2 separate regions of the Homo sapiens genome follow, and region 2 is linked to region 1. A link is an interaction called in ENCODE POLR2A ChIA-PET data of the cell type or tissue named here. Cell type or tissue: MCF 10A. All regions are shown on one strand. Each heading gives the region's core, and the rest is flanking DNA. Links, peaks and the distances in the headings are about the cores only. Region 1 overlaps SNX14 (sorting nexin 14). Region 2 overlaps SNX14 (sorting nexin 14).

Region 1 (8,601 bases), core at 5,640-8,139:
GAAAATTTCTATAAGAAATATTTTCAAAGGGTTTTCAGTAACAGTGAATATATAATGGTATCTAAAGATATGCAAAGGTCAGTCAAAAAAAAGTTTTAAGAACTGCCTCAATATTTAAAACTATTTCAGTAGTTTATATTCTGAATTTTAGATTAAGAATTTCTATTCTAAATCCTATGTTTGCCAAAATTACTTCTTGATCTCCAGCTTCCCTTAATTTGAAACATCAAACATCTTGAGATTTTCTCCAGCATTTAGAAATGACTTAAAAATCAATCAAAATTGATAAATACAACTTAAACTGCTTTCTGAACAAATCAGAAAAAAGTAGATTTATGGCAATAGAAGGGGACATTAATAATAAAGAATAAAAATACTGTTTTGTGACAGGCAAACCACCCAACCTTCCCATTTGGCTATTTCTGGTATTTCTGGTTCTCATAACACCCCCTCCTTAGAATGTTCCCAAGTTCTTTAAATTATATGGTTTCATCCTATGCTTTTCTGTCTTCTATGTGTTCTTACTGAGCCAAATTATTTGCTCAATCTGATTTCAAATAAAATTCAAATCTCTAATCTCTGCCTGTCTCCTGGACTCTCCTGCTTTATAAAACTTCAACTGGATTCTATAAACTCAGTAAGTTCAAAACTGCTCTTAATGTATCCCCTATTCCAACAAGTAACAGCATTCATCCAGTTATTTAAATAGAAACTTGGATCATCCCTGATCATTTCTTCTTCAATCAAACCTAGTCAGTAACCAGGAATACCCAATCTCCTAAATGCCATATATAACCAAATATTTTGTCCTCACTTTTTTCCCCCAATAAAAAGATACACAAACACTAAATATTTTGACTCAAATAAATGTATTGATTTGGGTGGGGGTGTGGGTATAGACAGAAGCCAAATGTCTACTTGCATTATTTAACTCACTGATTTAGTTCCATATACATTACTTCAGATTACATCATATAAAATATATTTAGAGGCTAGTCAGGGTGGCTCCACGCCTGTAAGTCCAACAATTTGGGAACCTAAGGTGGAAAGATCAATTGAGGAGTTCAAGACCAGCTTGGGCAACAAAGCGAGATCCCATCTCTACAGATATTTAAAAATTAGCCAGGTGTGCTGGTGTGTACCTGTAGTCTTAGCTACTTTGGGAGGCTGAGGCAGGAAGGATCACTTGAGCCCAGGATTTGAGGCTGCAGTGAACTATGATTGTGTTGGCTGGGCGTGGTGGCTCACGCCTGTAATCCCAGCACTTTGGGAGGCCGAGGCGGGCGGATCCCGAGGTCAGGAGTTCGAGACCAGCCTGACCAACATGGTGAAACCCCGTCTCTTCTAAAAATACAAAAATTAGCCGGACGTGGTGGCACACGCCTGTTATCCCAGCTACTAAGGAGACCAAGGCAGGAGAATCGCTTGAACCCGGGAGATGGAGGTTGCAGTGAACTGAGATCGTGCCACTGAACTCCAGCTGGGTGACAGAGTGAGACTCCGTCTCAAAAAACAAAACAAAACAAAACAAAAAAAAACTATGATTGTGCCACTGCACTCCAGCCTAGGCAATAGTGTGAGACTCTGTCTCTAAAAACCATAATGAATACAAATGAATAAAAAATAAAATATATTTAGAAATATTGCTTTTATACAGTAGTAGTAGTAGTAGTAGTAGTAGCAGTAGTAGTAGTAGTAATAGTAGTAGAGATGTAGTCTCACTCTGTCGCCCAGGCTGGAGTGCAGTGGCATGATCTCGGCTCCCTCCACTTGCCAGTTTCAAGCAATTCTCCTGCCTAGGCCACCCAAGTAGCTGGGATTATAGGTGCACGCCACCACGCCCAGCTAATTTTTGTATTTTTAGTAGAGACAAGGATTCACCATGTTGGCCAGGCTGGTCTTGAACTCCTGACCTCAAGTGATCCACCCACCTCGGCCTCCTAAAATGCTGGGATTACAGGTGTGAGCCACTGCAACTAGTCAATGCTATATTATTTTTTACCTTTTTTTTTTTTTAGATGGAGTTTTGCTCTGTTGCCCAGGCTGGAGTGCAGTGGTGCAATCTCGGCTCACTGTAACCTCCACTTCCCAGGTTCAAGCAATTCTCCTGCCTCAGCCTCTTGAGTAGCTGGGACTACAGGCGCCCACCACCATGCCCAGCTAATTTTTGTGTTTTTAGTAGAGACAGGGTTTCACCATGTTGCTCACACTGGTCTTGAACTTCTAAGTTCAAGTGATCCATCTGCCTCAGCCTCCCAAATTGCTGGGACTACAGGTGTGAGCCACCACGCCCAACGATTTTTTAACAATTTTATTCAAACTTTTCCAGCTTACACTAGTTTGGTCTGTTTTGATGTTTATGTAAAAAGAATCAGACTGTATATATTCTTTCATGTTTTGTTTCTTTCATTCAACATTTTTAAAAGTTCATCCACATTGTTGCTAGTAGCCTCATGATATGGGTATTCAACGTTATGACTTTACCACAGTTTATCTGTCCATTCAATTGCTGATGAACATTTGTGCTGTTTCTAGTTTGGGCTATACAAAGAACTCTACTATGAACGTTCTTAAACATGGATAGATTCTCCAAAGTATATATCTGAGAGAGGAACTGCTGGGTCCTTCAGTTTTTATACCAAACAATTTTTCCAAGTAGTTTTTCAATTTATAGTCCTACTAACAGTGTGTAAGAGTTCCTGTTCCTTTACATCTGCACCAATATTTAGCACTTAGTATAATCAGACTTTTAAAAACTTTGGTGAATGCGGTGTTTCCCAAACATGATTCTAATTTGAGTTTCCCTATTAATAAAATTAGGCACCTTTCCATGTATTTATTGACCATATATTGATTTCCTCTTTTGTGAAGTGTTTTTTCTTTTGTTTTTAGAGAAAGGGTCTCACTCTGTCACTCAGGATGGAGCACAGTGGTGTGCTCATAGCTCACTGTAACCTCGAACTTTCTGGGCTCAAGTGATCCTCCCGCCTCAGCTTCTGGAACAACCAGGATTACACATGCACACCACCATACCCAGCTACTTTTTTGTTGTTTTTTTTTCGTAGAGACAGAGTCTCACTTACGTTGCCCAGGCTGGTGAAATTATTTTTCTTCTGTCCATTTTTCTACTGTATTGTCTTCTAACTGAATTTGCAATATTTGCAAATATTCTCTCCCCTTGTACAGGTTAAATAGTTGCAAAACATACAGGTAAAATATCCATAAATATTTCCTCCCATTCTACAGGTTGTCTCTTCACTCTGCTGCTTGTTTCCTTTGCTGTGTAGAAGCCTTTTATTAGATTGGTGCAAAAGAGAGATTTTTGCTGTTTAAAAGAAAAAAAGGCAAAAGCCACAATTACTTTTGCACCAACCTAACAGTTTAATCTAGCCCCATTTGTCTATTTTTGTTTTGTTGCCTATGCTTTTGAAGTCTTAGCCATAAGATCTTTGCCTAGACTAAAGTCGAGAAGCATCCTCCCCTCATTTTCTTCTAGTAGTTTTATAATTTGGGGTCTTACATTTAAGTCTTTAATCCACTATGAGTTTGATTTTTTTATTATGTGATTGATAGTGGTCTAGTTTCATTCTTCTGCATATGGATATCCAGTTTTCCCAGCACTATTTATTGAAACAGGTGTCCTTTCCCCCATGTAGGTTCTTGACACCTCTGTCAAATTTAGTTGACTATGAACACATGGATTTATCTCTGCTATTTTCTAATACCTTTACAGGTTTCTATATAGGACTTTAGTCTACTTAAATGTGGCTACTTCGTAGGAGTTCAAATGTATACCCAATGTCCCAGTAGCATTTCTTGAAAAGCTGACTCCTTCCCCATTCTGCAGAGCCATGCTCACAAATCAAGTGTCCACAGACGTATAGATCAGTTTGGGGATCTCTGTTCTGTTCCATGGGTCTACTGATTTGGTGTTATAAGTCAAGACATATGATAGGGCTCTCCAACCTTGTTCTTCTTCTAAAGTGTGTTACCTACTTGGTCCTATGCGTGTTTATATAAATTATAGATTCAGCTTCAAGGTATACACACATACACAACCTGTTTGATTTGGATTGGGACTGTATTATAGCTAGAAATCAACTTGGGGATAAATTTACATCTTTACAATATTGCGGTTTCTAAACAATGAATACGATTTCTATTTTCTTGGGTCTTCTTTAATATCTCTCAATAAAAGTTTACAATTTTCTCTATAATGGTCATGCATACACATACTCTACTAGGTTTATTCCCAGATACTGATTCTAAGTACCTTTAGCATCATCCTTTAAACTGCTGCTAGAGTTGGATTTCTGAAACCTAAATCTGATTAGGTTTCATTGTTTAAAATCTATCAGTGTCTCTTTCCCCCTGCTTAGATGATCAAGTCCAAATTCCTTATCATGACACATTCGGCCATAACTTATCTTTCTAGTCTCACTCTCTTGCATGTACTGTACCTTCAAGATACTCCAAACATTACCAGCTGATTCCCTCTTTCATGCCTCTTGTACATGCCAGTCCCTCCAACTGGAATGATCTCCTTATCTATCTCCTGCCGATTTCTATTAATCTTTCAAGATTAGACAAATGATACCTTCCTAAGAAAGGCTTCCCTGTTTCCCTAAGAAGAACCAGCCGTCCCTTTCTTTCAGCTGGATCTTCAAAAATGGGTAATATGGAAGGGCATTTAAAGTAGAAGAAAAGAGTATAAACAAAGGCATTGGAGCAAAAGAATATAGGGGATTCAATTTTGCTAAAGTATGAAAGGAAGTAGTAAGAAATAATACCGGTAAGTTATATTGGTATCAAAGCACACAGTGATTTTCAGAGGGTTCCATATTAAACAATAAAGATTTCCTAAGTTAACAAAGACAGAAAAACCAAAGGATTTTAGATATGGTCAAACGTGTACTTTAGGAAGATTAACGTGGCTATGTTACATAAGATAAACTGATAGAGAGCAGGAGGAGGATGGGAATCCAGGAGACTAGATAGGAAACTTAGTACAGTTCAAATAAGAGGCAATGAAAACTGAACTAAGGAAACAGTAAAGGGAATGAAGAGGAAGACATGAGTTAGACACCAAATAGGAAAAACGTACAGAATCTGGGAACTAAAAACATGTGTAAGGCAGGGCATGGTGACTCACACCTGTAATCCCAGCACTTTGGGAGGCTGAGGCAGACGGATCACTTGAACTTAGTTCAAGACCAGCGTGAGCAACACGGTGAAACCCCATCTCTACTAAAAATACAAAAATTATCTGGGTGTGGTGGTGCACACCTGTAGTTCTCAGGAGGCTGAGGTGGGAGGAATGCCTGAGCCCAGAAGGCAGAAGTTGCAGTGAGCTGAGATCACGCCACCGCACTCCAGCCTGGGTGACAGAGAGACTCCATCTCCAAAAAAAAAAGATGTGTAGTGAGAGCATGGGAGAGAAAATCTAAGAGGTAATGGTAAAATTTCAAGCATGGCTGAAATGACTGTAGTATCATTAACAGAATTACACGTTGGTTCTGAAAAGATGATAGATCAGATGGTGACGTCCAACTGGGTATTAGAAAGGTACAACTAAAGGTCAGACTACATTTAGGCAGGCAGATCACGAGGTCAAGAGATCGAGACCATCCTAGCCAACATGGTGAAACCAGTCTCTACTAAAAATACAAAAACTAGCTGGGCTAGGTGGCGTGTGCCTGTAGTCCCAGCTACTAGGGAGGCTGAGGCAGGAGAACTGCTTGAACCCGGGAGGCGGAGGTTGCAGTGAGCCAAGATGGCACCACTGCACTCCAGCCTGGGCGACAGCGACAGACCAAGACTCCATCTCAAAAAAGAAAGAAAGAAAGAAAGAAAGAAAAAGAGAAACATTTATATATAGGTAAAGATTAAAATAATAGGTTCTGTGGAGACTGGCAAGAGGAAAATTGAGGACAGAGCTTAGAAAACACCTATATTTATGTGTATAGAGATAAAGGAGGATTGTGTAGGATGAAAATGTAGTGATAGGACTGAAACAGTTAAGAGAATAATATGCAATAATGAATGCCAAAGGCAAAGAATTTCTAAAGGGAAGAATGCTGCAGAGGAGGTCAAGAAGACTGAGGAGTGAGATGTCTCTGTTAACAATGAGATCACTGGCCAGGCATGGTGCTCACTCACGCCTGTAATCTCAGCACTTTGGGAGGCCAAGGCAGATGGATTACCTGAGGTCAGGAGCTCAAGACCAGCCTGGCCAACGTGGTGAAACCCCATCTCTACTAAAACTACAAAAAAATTAGCTGGGTGTCATGGTGGGCACCTGTAATCCCAGCTACTTGGGAGGCTAAGGCAGGAGAATCGCTTGAACCTGGGAGGTGGAGGCTGCAGTGAGCCAAAATCACACCACTGCACTCCAGCCTGGGTGACAGAGCAAGATTCCATCACAGAAAAAAAAAAAAAAAAAATCCAGTCACTGATAACCAGCAGGTGGAACAGTAATTAAGGAACAGTTTTTAAAACAGAATGGAGGCATGCCAGGGGTTTATGGGATGATTCTTTGGAAAATTTCAGACTACCATTTATTTAATTGAATCCTTTGTTATATTTCTATTTTTTATACATGTACTTGTAATGTATGTACTATATTAGTGGTTAGAGAAGATGATCTATCTGGATTTCTGCTGAACTTGTTGCTATTTAGACAAACTATAATAAATAATTCATCCAAAAGTGATAGCTGAAATTAAGTGCTCAAGTATTACAACACAAAAACACTTTCTGAAACATGATCTTCAGGAAATACTAACTTCAATCTCTAATAGTAAAAATATAATAAGGTCTTCAGTATCCCAGCAGACTGTGCTTTGACTACAGATTCTATATCTGTCATAATAAAAATTAATATTTTAAAAAATAGACCAAATATAAGCTTTCTCACACATCTTAATTTCCTTTACAATAGTACTAGTAGAAATAAGGCAATCTACTAACTGCAAAATGGTTTTACTAATTATAAAGTTACTTTGAAATTAAAGATCAAGAAACTAAATTATTTTTCTGTTACTAATGAAAAATTCAAAACAAATTAACAATGATATTCAAAGCAGAAATATTTCCACAATCTCATGTGTACATTCTATGCCAGTTTTATAGCCAACAATTAAACTTTAAATAAAATTCATGTACAGAAGTACCATGAAATGAAATTTGCTCAGAATGACAGATTAATTCAAGTTAATTAAAAGCTAGTTTATACAAAGTTTACTTACCTAAATAACTACTACAAGTGACCCAAAAATTAGGTTTTAAGGAATATTTGTAATGCTTTATAATACAAAATGAGGAAGAGCATGATATAACTTAAAGACGTGGAAAAATGCAACTGTCTTAAACTAAGTTAAATGTTAACAGATCTAGTCTTTTTGAGATATTTAATGACAAATTTCAAATAACACAGCTATTCATATACTGTATGATGAAAACACTGATTCGCATATGCTAAAAATACCATCTCTACTTTTCTTATATTTAAATTTAACAAAATAAATTTATAAATACATTGACTAATGTAATTTTCTGTGATGACAAATGGCTAGAAGTGACTGCTTAAATAATCAGAACTCAAAATGGACAGATTAAGGTCAGCATCTGACAATTTATCTCTAAATGCAGAAATAAGGGCCCTCGGAGTTTACCATAGGCTATACTATATATTTTTCTAAGTTAATCTGAAAATGCTGATTCTTTTCAGCTTATTATCTTATAATGATTCTTTAAATTGACTTACCAAGATTTACATCTGGTAGTATCTTATCAAGAAATTGTGTTTCCCCACCATTAGGGGAAAGAAAGTCTGCCAGAAGTTGACTATTACTCAGTTCTGGATGCTGCAGAAGTTTCTTGAATGAACAAAAAAAACGGAAAACACAGTTTAGAAATCTAGAGGAGTAGTCAAAACTGTATTTTAATTTCTTTAAATTTTAAATCCCCAAAAGCTACTTTATATTTAAAATAATAACAAAGCAACTGCATTTTTAGAGGGAAGAATATAGGATAGTAGGTAAGACCTTGGCCTTTATAGTCAGATATGAATGGGTTCGAATCCTGGCTCTTCCACATGCTAGCTAAGTGCCACTAGAAAAGTTCCTAAATTGCCCAAGAGTCAGTTTCCTAACTTATAAAATGAGAATAATGACACTACCTATAGTATTGTTATATAAAGCATTTAGCACAGTATCTGACACACAGGAAGTAAAACTAAACATTAGCTACTATTATTTCCAGTTTCTCAACTATAGAAAAAAATGATAGCATGATACAGCTGTCCTGATAAATTTTTAAAAGTCGGCATAAAGGGTTTTGCAGAAAACTAGATGGGGAAATGTGAAATAACTTGAAAAATCTGTTGTCTGTTCTTCCTGCAACACTGTTTTCTAATAAGATAACATGGGCTGGGTGCGGTGGCTCATGCCTGTAATCCCAGCACTTTGGGAAGCTGATACAGTGGATCACCTGAGGTCAGGAGTTCGAGACCAGCCTAGCCAACATGGCAAAACCCCGTCTGTACTAAAAATACAAAAATTAGCCAGGAGTGGCAGTGGGTGCCTGTAATCCCAGCTACTT
Region 2 (12,430 bases), core at 5,001-7,500, 56 kb after region 1:
TGTGATATGGGAATACCACAGGCTGATTAACCCAAATTTGAAAAGAACAGAAAAGTTTTTTCAGAGAAAGCAATATCTACAGAAAAACTTAAAGGGTAAGTAGGAACAAATAAACAGAAGAGGATAGGATAGAGGTATGGGAGACTGGAGAAGAGGCAGGGGAATTCAAACTTGAGAGAAACACATGGGCTTAGGTCTGTGTGAGCACACTTCCAAGGAAGAAGGCCTTAAGATGAATCTAAAAGCAAAAGCAGAAGCCAAATAATATAGTGTGATATAATGGGCAATGTGTGTCTTAATACAGGTAGTCCTCACATTGCACAGTTCTGATATGCAAAAATTTCAGATACCATGATTGTGCTAAATAACACCAGTCCCCCACAACACAGTTCAAATGCCAATGACCACAGTATTATTTATTAACTGTGAGTAACTGTATAAAGTACAAACTCTGCTAACTCATCAGTCCACAAATCACTATATAAATAACAGATGTGCATCATGATCAGGGACCAATCACATCAGTTCTGTCAGTGACTGGTCACTCACTGCACATTGTTATTCTTTAGTGCATGCACAGACAGGAAACCATGGAGTTGTGTTACCTCCCTGTCTCCCAATAATAAATCTGCAATACACTTTACAAACATGGACTTTGGCCCACAAATATTAAAGAGAAACAAAGAAATGAACAGTGGTAATGCAAGAAGTAAAATTCAAATCAAATGTAAATGAAGTACAGAAGAAATAGCTGACTGTGGGAATGATGACAATGCTGCTGTTCAACAGATTCTATGCAGCCAGACAAAGGTAGTGAACTTTTTGACAACAATGAGAAGAGTGGTTATGGCACAAGGATGAAAATGTCCCAGAAGAAGTGACACCAGCAAAGGAACTTTTGGAGATTTCACAACATTGGATAAAACATTGAAAGTTGATCCAAACTTAGGAGTATGGTAATTCACCTATGCATGAAAAAGATATTCGCTCCATATCCCATGTTATCGGATGAGAAGAAGACAAACACTGTTTAAGTTACTCTTAATATGTTTTTTACAAAGAAATATAACACTTTAATTCTCAATGTTTCTAATGTTTAAAATTACAGTGTACTACTCACTTTACTATTTTTTTCATTTCCCTATACTATTATAACTGACAATGAGAGTTTTCAATGTCTTGACAAAATTTTTTAAAACTCAATCGTAATTTTCCCATTGACTGAAACCATTTTGCACAGTTTCTGCTTGCACAATCATTTTTACAGACCCTCACTACCAGAGAAACCAGGGACTGCCCGTATTATCTTACAAGAAAATGCACTGTAGGGATCTAATAATTTGTAGACTCAGTAGAGACTACAATCCCTTCTGCAAAGTGTTCTTTCTTTACACTCTATTCATGAAGTTCAAATGGGAATAAGAGCTTTTATCTCCCTAAGATTCTATCTCCCTCACTCAAGACTGGATTAAGAATAGACAAAACGATGACAACAACAACAAAATAGGCCAATCATAGCATCTTCTTCCCTACCTACAGCTGACTGGTTCAGGGATGGACACCATCTGAGACAACCTAGTGAGTAACAGGCATTTGAAACACAGTAAATTGCACGAACTGACAGAGTAAACTGCATGAACTGGGGTCCAACCAGTCTCATTCATCTCATGATAGTAGAAATGTGAAGCTGTAATAAAACTGACAGCCATATGCTTTGTCACTTAAAGGAAAGCGGAGTGAGAAGAGAATGATGCCAGAATTCAGAGAGGAGAAAAAGGAAGGGGAAGAAAGTATTGGCAGTATTCCAAATCCTGCTTCCATGTGTTTCTGGGGCCCAGCTACACTCCAGTTATTTCTGCACTTACAAAACCTTCCAAGGCTTGCCCTTTGTTAAACCTAGTGTGAGCTGAGTTTCTGTTATCTACCATCAAGAGTCCTGAGTAATACCTATGAGACAATTAAGAGATTTAAGAAGATTTTAAAAAATTTTCAAGAGTTTTCAGAAGGATATCATTAGATTAAATAATAGGAAGACCATTCTGGATGAAATATGGAGAATGGCCTAGACTGGAAACACACAGCCTAGTTAGAAAACTGTTGCAGTAATCTATGAGAGTCAGTGATGGCCTAAACTAGGGAAGAGACTTAGAGATCTTAAAAAGTGAATTATTTTGTGAGACACTGGGAGGAAAAATCAAGAGGATTAAGTAGTTGATTAGATGTGAGCAGAAGGAGCCAGGTACAGTAGCTCATAACTGTAATCCTAACACTCTGGGAGGCCAAGGCAGGCAGATCACTTGAGGTCAGGAGTTTGAGACCAGCCTGGCCAACATGGTGAAACCGCATCTCTACTAAAAATAAAAATAAAAATTGGCTGGGCATGGTGGCGCATGCCTGTAATCCCAGCTACTAGGGAAGGTGAGGCAGGAGAATTGCTTGAACCTGGGAGGTGGAGGCTGCAGTAAGCTGAGATCACGCCACTGCACTCCGGCTGGGTGACAGAGCGAGACTCCGTCTAAATAAATAAATACATAAAAGCAAGCAGAAGAGAAAAATAAAAAATCAGTTCTCTTTGGGCATGTTAAGTTTCAGATATTTTAAAACACGCTACACAGAAATGTTCCACAAGCACCTAAATATTGGGTAGTCTCAATCTCTGGAGAGAATATGGGCTAAGGATAAAGGTTTAGAAATTATCAACATAAATATCACTGAAGCCATAGGAATAAATGACATGACCCAGGGAGAATCTACAGAGTTAAAAAAGAAATGAGCATAAGATATTTAAGAACCAGGCAGAGGAAAAGAAATCTATAAAGGAATCAAGTAATTAGAAGAATTGGAAAGAAAACCAAGGGTCGAGTCATAAAAACTGGCAAGGTCAAACACAAACGAACAAACAAACAGAAAAAAAAATACTACAGAAATGAAGTGGACAACATGACCAAATGTTTGTAAAATAAAAATTGAGAGGTGTCCATTAGTTTTCACAATAAAAGAGGCACTGATTAACCAGGCAAAAACAATTTTAGAATGGCAAAAGGCTACAACGGATTGAGGAGTGAGATGGAGGTGAGGAAGTGGGATTGGTAAATGTAGATAATTCTCTTTCTAAATAAAAGGAGAGCTAACACAGTAACTGGAGGGGGAGAGTAAGTTAAGGTTTTTGATTAAAAACCTGATCACATTTAAATGGTGATATAGGAGAAAAGGAGGCAAGAGGGAAAGAAGTACAAAAAAAGAAATAATGCGTAAATACTATCTTACAGAAGGTAGGAGTTGTTAGGATTCAGAATCTACATGGAAGAAACAGTTATAAATGAGAGAAATGTCTCTTTCCCAACACCACACAGGATGCATAGAAGGATGAATATGCAGTTACATTTGTAGATTTGGTAACAAGAATTAAAAGCCATATAATGGCTTTTATATAGAACAGGAGATCCTGAGAGTAAATGACAAAGGTAGCATGACAGAGAGTAAATAACAGAGGTTCTAGAAGACTGGGGAAATTCTGACACAGTTGCCACAGAGAAGGGAAGAGGGGGGTATCCTGGGGAACTGCTGGACATTACTGAGGCTGAAGACAATGAACTTTCAGTTGTGGGATCTTTTCCAGCAGCATTCAGTTTTCAGAATATGAACCTAAAAAAAGCAAACAGCATCAATGATCCCAGATTTGGATTCTGACAGGCGAGTAGAATGGAAGGGATGGAGTTAAAGATACTAGAAATAGACTGCATGAAATGACTGATGGACCAAGCTATCTGTCTAAGCTAGACTGGCTCTAAACTGCATCAGAAAGTAAACTAACAACAGAAGAGGGACAACATACAGAAAGAAAGCAGGGTCAGGAGACTGAAATGTCAAGAAGCAGGGACAGTGTGACTGACTAAATGAAAGAAGTTGACACTGGTGAGTAAGTGACATATTTGATTCTTAAGATTTCAGAGGTAGCCGGGCGCAGTGGGTCACGCCTGTAATCTTAGCACTTTGGAAGGCTGAGGCGGGCGGATCACCTGAGCTCAGGAGTTCGAGACCAGCCTGGCCAACATGATGAAACCACGTCTCTACTAAAAGTACAAAAAAATTAGCCGGGCATGGTGGTGTGTGCCTGTAATCCCAGCTACTCAGGAGGCTGAGGCAGAAGAATCATTTGAACCCAGGAGGCAGAAGTTGCAGTGAGCCGAGATCACGCCACTATACTCCAGCCTGGGTGACAGAATGGGACTCCGTCTAAAAAAAAAAAGATTTCAGAGGTAAACAGCTGGCATGCCACATACCCAAGGATGGCCTGGCCATCATCACCCAAGTGACCAACCCCAAAGAAGACAAGAGCCAGGTGCCGGGCATGGGCAAGAAAAATACCTGTTCACTACAGAGATAACTGAAATGACAGCCAAGCAAAAAGCAAAAAAAGTAAACAAAAGAACCATAAGGAGAGAGAGAGGCAGAACAAGATAGCCAAATAGAAGGCTCTCATCATCCTCCCCACAGGAACACCAAATTTAACAACTATCTAAACAAAAAAAACCTTCATAAGAATCAAAAACCAGGTGACTGATCACAGTACATGATTTTAACTTCATATTGCTGAAAGAGGCATGGAAGAGGGTAGCAAAGGCAATTCTGAAATTGCCAATACCCTTTCTGCAGCCCCCAGAAGTGGCCACATGTCAAAGGAAAGCACACGGCTTGAGAGAGGGACAACACAGTGATTGTGAGAATTTGCACTGAAACTCAGTGCTGCCAACACCAGGAAGAACTTAGCCGATGCCCAAAAAGAGGTCATTTACACATGTCCTGGCCAGAGGGCAACTGCTCATCCCAGTAGTCCAAACCTGAGTTTCAGCAATCCTTGACACCACAGGTTAAAGTGCTCTGAGTTCTTAAATAAACTTGAAAGGTCTTAAGTAAACTTGAAAGGCAGTCTAGGCCACAAGGACTGTAACGCCTAGGCAAGTCCTACTACTGTGCTGGGGCTCAAAGCCAGTGGACTTGGAGGGCATGTGAACTAGTGAGACATCCTGTGGGGAGGATGATGAGAGCCTTCTATCTGGCGATCTTGTTCTGCCTCTCTCTCTCCTTATGGTTATTTTGTTTACCAAGGCAGCTAAGGGAAGGCTTGTGAAACCCCTCTCCAAGTCCCAGGCAGTGCAGCTTGCAGGTCCGAAAGAGACCCTTTCCCTCTGCTTGAGGAGAGGAGAGGGGAAAGTAAAGATAACTCTGTCTTTCAACTTAGATACCATCTCAGGGACAGGAAGACAGGGAACTGGGCAGAGTAATGAGGCCCTCATTCCAGGCCCTAGCTCCCAGACAACATTTCTAGACACACCCTGGGCCAGAAGGAAACCCACTGCCTTTAAAGGAAGGACCCATCCTGGCAGGATTCATCGTCTGCTGACTAAAGAGACTTTGGACTGAATAAAACAGCAGCAGTAACCAGGTATTCACACAGTAGGTCTTGGGTAAGACTGAGGTATGCCGGCCTCAGGTGTGTCTAGCACATTCACTGCTCTGATGGCTACAAAGAGAGACTTCTTCTGCTTCAAAAAAGCAGAAGAAAAGGTAAAGGGGATGTCGTCTTACAGCTCAGGTACCGGCTTGGCCAGTGGGGTAGAGGACCAAGAGGGCTTTTGGGGTCCCCAATTCCAGGCCTTGGCTCTTAGATGCCATTTCTAGACCTACCCTGGGCCAAAGGGGAGTGCATTGCCCTGAAAGGTGAGTTGCAGGCCTGGCACCATTCACCACAAGCTGACTAAGGAGGCCTTGGGCTTAAGTAAACATTGACAGTAGTAGTTAGATTGATAGAGTCTAGCAGCACTCCCATGGGCTTATGGTGGTAGTTGACACGGAGAGAGGCTCTTTTGCCTGGGGAAAAGGAAGAGTGGTAAGGATTTTGTCTTGTGGTATAGGTGCCAGCTCAGCCACAGTAGAATAAAACACCAGGTAGATTTCTAAGGTTTCCAACTCCTGGTCCTGGCTCCTGGATGGCATCTCTGGAACCACCCCATATCCAGGGGAACTTGCCACCCTGAAGGGAAGGACACAAGCCTGGCTGGCTTCACCACCTGCTGATTATAGAGCCCTAACATAGTCAGTAGCCAGATAGTGGTTACAGTGGGCCTTGGATGAGACCCAGCGCCTGTGCTGGCTTCAGGTCTGACTCAGCACACTCCTACTCCTGGTGGCCAAAGGGTTATTTGTGTCACCCCTCCCCCAGCTCCAGGAAGCTCAGCACAGAGAGAGACTCCATTTGATTGGAGGAAAGTGGGAGAAGAGAACAGGAGACTCTACCTGGTAATCCAGAGAATTCTTCCAGATTTTATCCAACACCACCAAGGAGGTACCTCTGTAAGTCTGCAAGAACCACAGCGTTACTAGGCTTGCAGTACCCCTTAATGCAAATATGGCTGCATTGACCAAAAACATAGATGATACCCAAATCCCTTCGAATACCAGGAAAGGCTTCCCAAGGACAGGAAACAAACAAGCCCAGAATGCAAACACTACAATAAATAACTCTTCAATACCCAGACACTGAAAAACATCCACAAGCATCAAGACCATGAAGGGAAACATGGCTCACCAAACAAACTAAATAAAGCACGAGGGACCAATCCTGGAGAAACAAAGATATGTGACCTTTCAGATGGAGAATTCAAAATAGCTGTATTAAGAAAACTCAAAGAAATTCAAGATAACACAGAGAAGGAATAAAGAATCCTATCAGATAAATTTAACAAAGAAGCTGAAATAATTAAAAGAATTAAGCAAAAATTCTGGAGTTCAAAAATGCAACTGACATATAGAAGAATGCATTAGAGTCTCTTAATAGTAGAAGTGATCAAGTAATAGAAAGAATTACTAAGCTTGAAGACAGGCTATTTGAAAATACACAGAAAAGACAAAAGAACAAAATAACAAAACACAACTAAAAGATTGAAAAAATAGCCTTGAAAGGGCAAATCTAAGAGTTACTGGCCTTAAAGAGGAGGCAGAGAGACAGATCAGGATAGAAAGTTTATTCAAAGGGATAATAACAGAGAACATCCCAAACCTAGAGAAAGGTATCAATGTTCAAGTACAAGAAGATTAGGAACACCAAGCAGATTTAACCTAAGGATGACTACCTGAAGAAATGTAATAATTAAACTCCCAAAGGTCAAGGATACCAAGAAAGGATCCTAAAAGCACCAAGAAAAAAGAAACAAATGACATACAATGGAGCTCCAACGCATCTGGCACCAGATTTTTCAGTGGAAACCTTACAGGTCAGGAGAGACATAGGATATAAAGTGCATGACATATTTAAAGCGCTGAAGGAAAAAAACTTTCACCCTAGAGTAGTATATCCAGCAAAAATACCCTTCAAACATGAAGGAGAAATAAGGACTTTCCCAGGCAAACAAAAGCTGAGGGATTTCATGAACACCAGACCTACTGTACAAGAAATGTTAAAGGTAGTTCTTCAATCTGAAAGAAAAAGGAAAAACCCTATATTCATCAGACATAAAGAACACTGAAAACGAGAACTGAAGGAGATAGAGACACACACAAAAAAAACCTTCAAAAAAGCAATGGATCCAGGAGCCGATTTTTTTTTTTGAAAAGATTAGCAAAATAGACCACTAGCCAGACTAATAAAGAAGAGAGAGAAGAATCAAATAGACACAATAAAAAATGATAAAGGGGATATCATCACTGATCTCACAAAAACACAAACTACTATCAGAGAATACTATAAACACATCTACTGAAATAAACTAGAAAATCTAGAAGAAATGGATAAATTCCTGGACACCCTCTCAAGACTAAACCAGGAAGAAGTTGAATCCCTGAATAGGCCAATAACAAGTTCTGAAATTGAGGCAGTAATTAATAGCCTACCAACCAAAAAAAGCCCAGGACCAGAAGGATTCACAGCCAAATTCTACCAAAGGTACAAAGAGGAGCTGGTACCATTCCTTCTGAAACTATTCCAAACAACAGAAAAAGAGGAACTCCTCCCAAACTCATTTTATGAGTCCAGCATCATCCTGACACCAAAACCTGGCAGAGACACAACAAAAAAAGAAAATTTCAGGCCAATATCCCTGATGAACATCGATGCGAAAATCCTCAAAAAAATACTGGCAAACCGAATCCAGCACATCCACCATGATCAAGTCGGCTTCATCCCTGGAATGCAAGGCTGGTTCAACATACACAAATCAATAAACATAATCCATCACATAAACAGAACCAATCACAAAAACCACATGATTATCTCAATAGATGCAGAAAAGGCCTTCAATAAAATTCAACACCCCTTCATGCTAAAAACTATCAATAAACTAGGTATTCATGGAATCTATCTCAAAATAATAAGAGTTATTTATGACAAACCCACAGCCATTATCATACTGAATGGGCAAAAAGCATTCCCTTTGAAAACTGACACAACACAAGGATCCCCTCTCTCACCACTCCTATTCAACACAGTATTGTAAGTTCTGGCCAGGGCAATCAGGCAAAAGAAAGAAATAAAGCGTATTCAAATAGGAAGAGAGGAAGTCAAACTGTCTCTGTTTGCAGATGACATGATTGTATATTTAGAAAACCCCATCATCTCAGCCCAAAATCAACTTAAGCTGATAAGCAACTTCAGCAAAGTCTCAGGATACAAAATCAATGGCAAAAATCACAAGCATTACTATACACCAATAACAGACTAACAGTCAAATCATGAGTGAACTCCCATTCACAACTGCTACAAAGAGAATAAAATACCTAGGAATACAATTTACAAGGGATGTGAAGTACCTCTTCAAAGAGAACTACAAACCACTGCTCAAGGAAATACGAGAGGACACAAACAAATGCAAAAACATTCCATGCTCATGGATAGGAAGAATCAATATCGTGAAAATGGCCATACTGCCCAAAGTAATTTATAGATTCAGTCCTATCCCCATCAAGCTACCATTGACTTTCTTAACAGAATTAGAAAAAAAAATACTTTAAATTTCATATGGAAACAAAAAAGAGCCTATATAGCCAGACAATCCTAAGCTAAAAGAACACAGTTGGAGGCATCAAACTGCCTGGCTTCAAACTATACTACAAGGCTACAGTAACCAAAACAGCAAGGTACTGGTACCAAAACAGATATATAGACCAATGGAACAGAACAGAAGCCTCAGAAATAACACCACACATCTACAACCATCTGATCTTTGACAAACCTGACAAAAACAAGCAATGAAGAAAGGATTCCCTATTTAATAAATGGTGTTGGGAAAACTGGCTAGCCATATGCAGAAAACTGAAACTGGACCCCCTCCTTACACCTTATACAAAAATCAAATAAAGATGGATTAAACACTTAAACGTAAGACCCAAAACCATAAAAACCCTAGAATAAAACCTAGGCAATACCATTTAGGACACAGGCATGGGCAAAGACTTCACGACTAAAACACCAAAAGCAATGGCAACAAAGCCAAAATTGACAAATGGGATCTAGTTAAACTAAAGAGCTTCTGCACAGCAAAAGAAACTATCATCAGAGTGAACAGGCAACCTACAGCATGGGAGAAAATTTCTGCAATCTATCCATCTGAGAAAGGGCTAATATCCAGAATCTACAAGGAAGTTAAACAAATTTACAAGAAAAAAACAAACAACCCCATCAAAAAGTGGGCGAAGGATACAAACAGATCCTTCTCAAAAGAAGACATTTATGCAGCCAACAAACATATGAAAAAAAGCTCATCATCACGGGTCATTAGAGAAATGCAAATCAAAACCACAATGAGATACCATTTCATGCTAGTTAGAATGGTGATCATTAAAAAGTCAGGAAACAACAGGTGCTGGAGAGGATGTGGAGAAACAGGAACACTTTTACACTGTTGGTGGGAGTGTAAATTAGTTCCACCATTGTGGAAGACAGTGTGGTGATTCCTTAAGGATCTAGAACCAGAAATACCATTTGACCCAGCAATCCCATTACTGGGTATATACCCAAAGAATTATAAATCATTCTGCTATAAAGACACATGCACACGTTTGTGTATTGCAGCACTATACACAATAGCAGAGACTTGGAACCAACCGAAATGCCCATCAGTGATAGACTGGAAATACTATCACCATGAAATACTAGGCAGCCATAAAAAAGGATGAGTTCATGTCCTTTTCAGGAACATGGATGAAGCTGGAAACCATCATTTTCAGCAAACTAACACAGGAACAGAAAACCAAACACTGCATGTTCTTACTCATAAGTGGGAGTTGAACAATGAGAACACATAGACACAGGGGAGGGGAATATCACAAACCAGGACCTGCTGGGGAGTGGGGGACTGGGGGAGGGATAGCATTAGGAGAAATACCTAATGTAGATGATGGATTGAGGGTGCAGCAAACCACCATGGCACATGTATACCTATGTAACAAACCCACATGTTCTGCACATGTATCCCAGAACTTAAAGTATAATTAAAAAAAAACAAACAACAACAACAACAAAAACACTGAAAACCAATAAGCTAAGCATTCAGAAACTTGGGGGGAAAAACAATAAATCCAAACACATGAAAAGGAAGGAAATAGTCAAGAGCAGAAATCAACAAAATAGACAACAATGACAAATTAACAAAATATAAGCTAGTTCTTTGAAAAAATTAATAAAACAACCAAACTTCTAACTGGATACTAATGGAGGTTAGTAGGGTACCAATTATTACTCTAAAAATTGATAAAGAGTAAGCATTTATCCTACTTTTCCAATTTGAACTATCTATCAGAATAACTAAATAGACCTAACGGATGGAGTAAAGCAATTCTACAAAAAAGAATCAAACTTAAAAATACAGAAGAAATGAGAGAATTCGAGAATAACCATGTTGTAACCCATAATTAAGTAACTGATTCAAGAAATAAATAAATGGTAAAACCAAAGAGTAAGTTTGTTGGACACAGTATCGGTGGACATTAACTGAACCCATTAAAAGTGAAGCAATCCTATCTTACATATCCACTGATGTGATGCAATGGAATGTACATGGCATCACTAAAGTCTTCTTGCACCACTCCCCGCAACAGGAAAAAAAAAAAAAAAAAACTAAATCTAATTGAGCCTATAGATCAAACACTGTGACTACCAAAAATACAAATGTGAGGATTAAAATACAAGACACTACAAGGAAACCACAACAAAATCCAGAATGTGAACAAATGATCCAGTTTCCTCAACAAGTCAATGGCAAGGAGAAAAAAATGGTGAGGAGGGATCTTCCAGATCAGCAGTTGACAAATGATGGCCTGTGGACAAAAGTATACCTGTTTTTGTATGCCCCTCATACTAAGAAAGGTTTTACATTTTTAAAGGGTTTTTTAGAAAGAAGAATAAGCAACAGAGACTTAGCATGGTATACAAAGCCTAAAATATTTACTACCTAACACTTTACAGAAAAAAATGTGTCAACCCTTATTCTAGATTACAAGACATTTAGAAAAGCTTGAGATGTAGGAACCAAATAGGAGTACAACTTGTTTAGATACCAATTAGAACAACTGCACTATATATTTTTACCCAATAGGGAAAATTTTTATTATGGAGTAGTTATTAGATGATATTAACCAATTATTGTTAATTTTGTAATATTATAGTTTTGTATGGAAGTGATTTTTTTTTTATTTCTATCTTTTATAGAGACATGGTCTTGCACTGTCACCCAGGCTGGAGTGTCGGGGCACAATCATATTTCACTGTAGCCTTGAACTCTTGGCTCCAGGAATCCTCCCACCTCAGCCTCCCGAGTTAGCTAGGACCATAGGCTCGCTACTTTTTTTTCTTTTTTTGGTACAGACAGGGTCTTTCTGGCCAGGTGCATAATTTCAGCAATTTGGGAGGCCGAGGTGGGCAGATCACTTGAGGTCAGGAGTTTGAGACCAGCCTGGCCAACATGGCAAAACCCCATGTTGGGAGTCTCCACTAAAAACACAAAAATTAGCCAGGCATGATGGTGGATGCCTGTAATCCCAGCTACCTGGGAGGATGAGGCACAAGAATTCCTTGAACTGAAGAAGTGGAGATTGCAATGAGCCAAGATCACGCCACTGCACTCCAGCCTAGGTGACAAAGTGAGACTCCATCTCAAAAAAAAGAAAGAGAGAGAGACAGTGTTTTTCTATGTTGCCCAGGTTCATCTCCAACTCCTGGCCTCAAGTGATCCTCCCACCTCCACCTCCCAGAGAGCAAGAATTACAGGCATGGGCCACCTCACCCACTCTATAAGACATTTCTTAAAAAGATAAGGCAAAAAAAAAAATATGGCAAAATATGGATAGTTGTTAAAGTTGAGTAATGGGTGCTTGCAAGTTTTTTACACTCTCTTATGTATGCTTGGAAATTTTCAATATCAAAAGTTAATTAAAAAGA

What was found. ChIA-PET counts read pairs that join two places held together with the same protein. Peaks named below come from ENCODE experiments on the same cell type or tissue, not always from the same donor. Only the 100,000 strongest peaks of a DNase experiment are listed, where the experiment ranks them.
Region 2: POLR2A ChIA-PET joins it to region 1 with 5 read pairs; 7 of 35 experiments call an interaction of 5 or more read pairs at or near these places.

What each region holds. Positions count from the first base shown.
Region 1 is chr6:85,518,361-85,526,961 of GRCh38, forward strand. SNX14 (sorting nexin 14) reads right to left here. Exons shown (of 29, transcript NM_153816.6): 21 at 7,766-7,877. Among named protein-coding and RNA genes, the nearest start is that of SNX14, 71 kb to the right of the region's middle. In MCF 10A, for the core only: no CTCF peak of the experiment used is centred there; no DNase peak of the experiment used is centred there.
Region 2 is chr6:85,574,899-85,587,328 of GRCh38, forward strand. The region is part of intron 1 of SNX14 (sorting nexin 14); the gene reads right to left. Among named protein-coding and RNA genes, the nearest start is that of SNX14, 13 kb to the right of the region's middle. In MCF 10A, for the core only: no CTCF peak of the experiment used is centred there; DNase peaks (open chromatin) are centred at 5,753 and 6,173.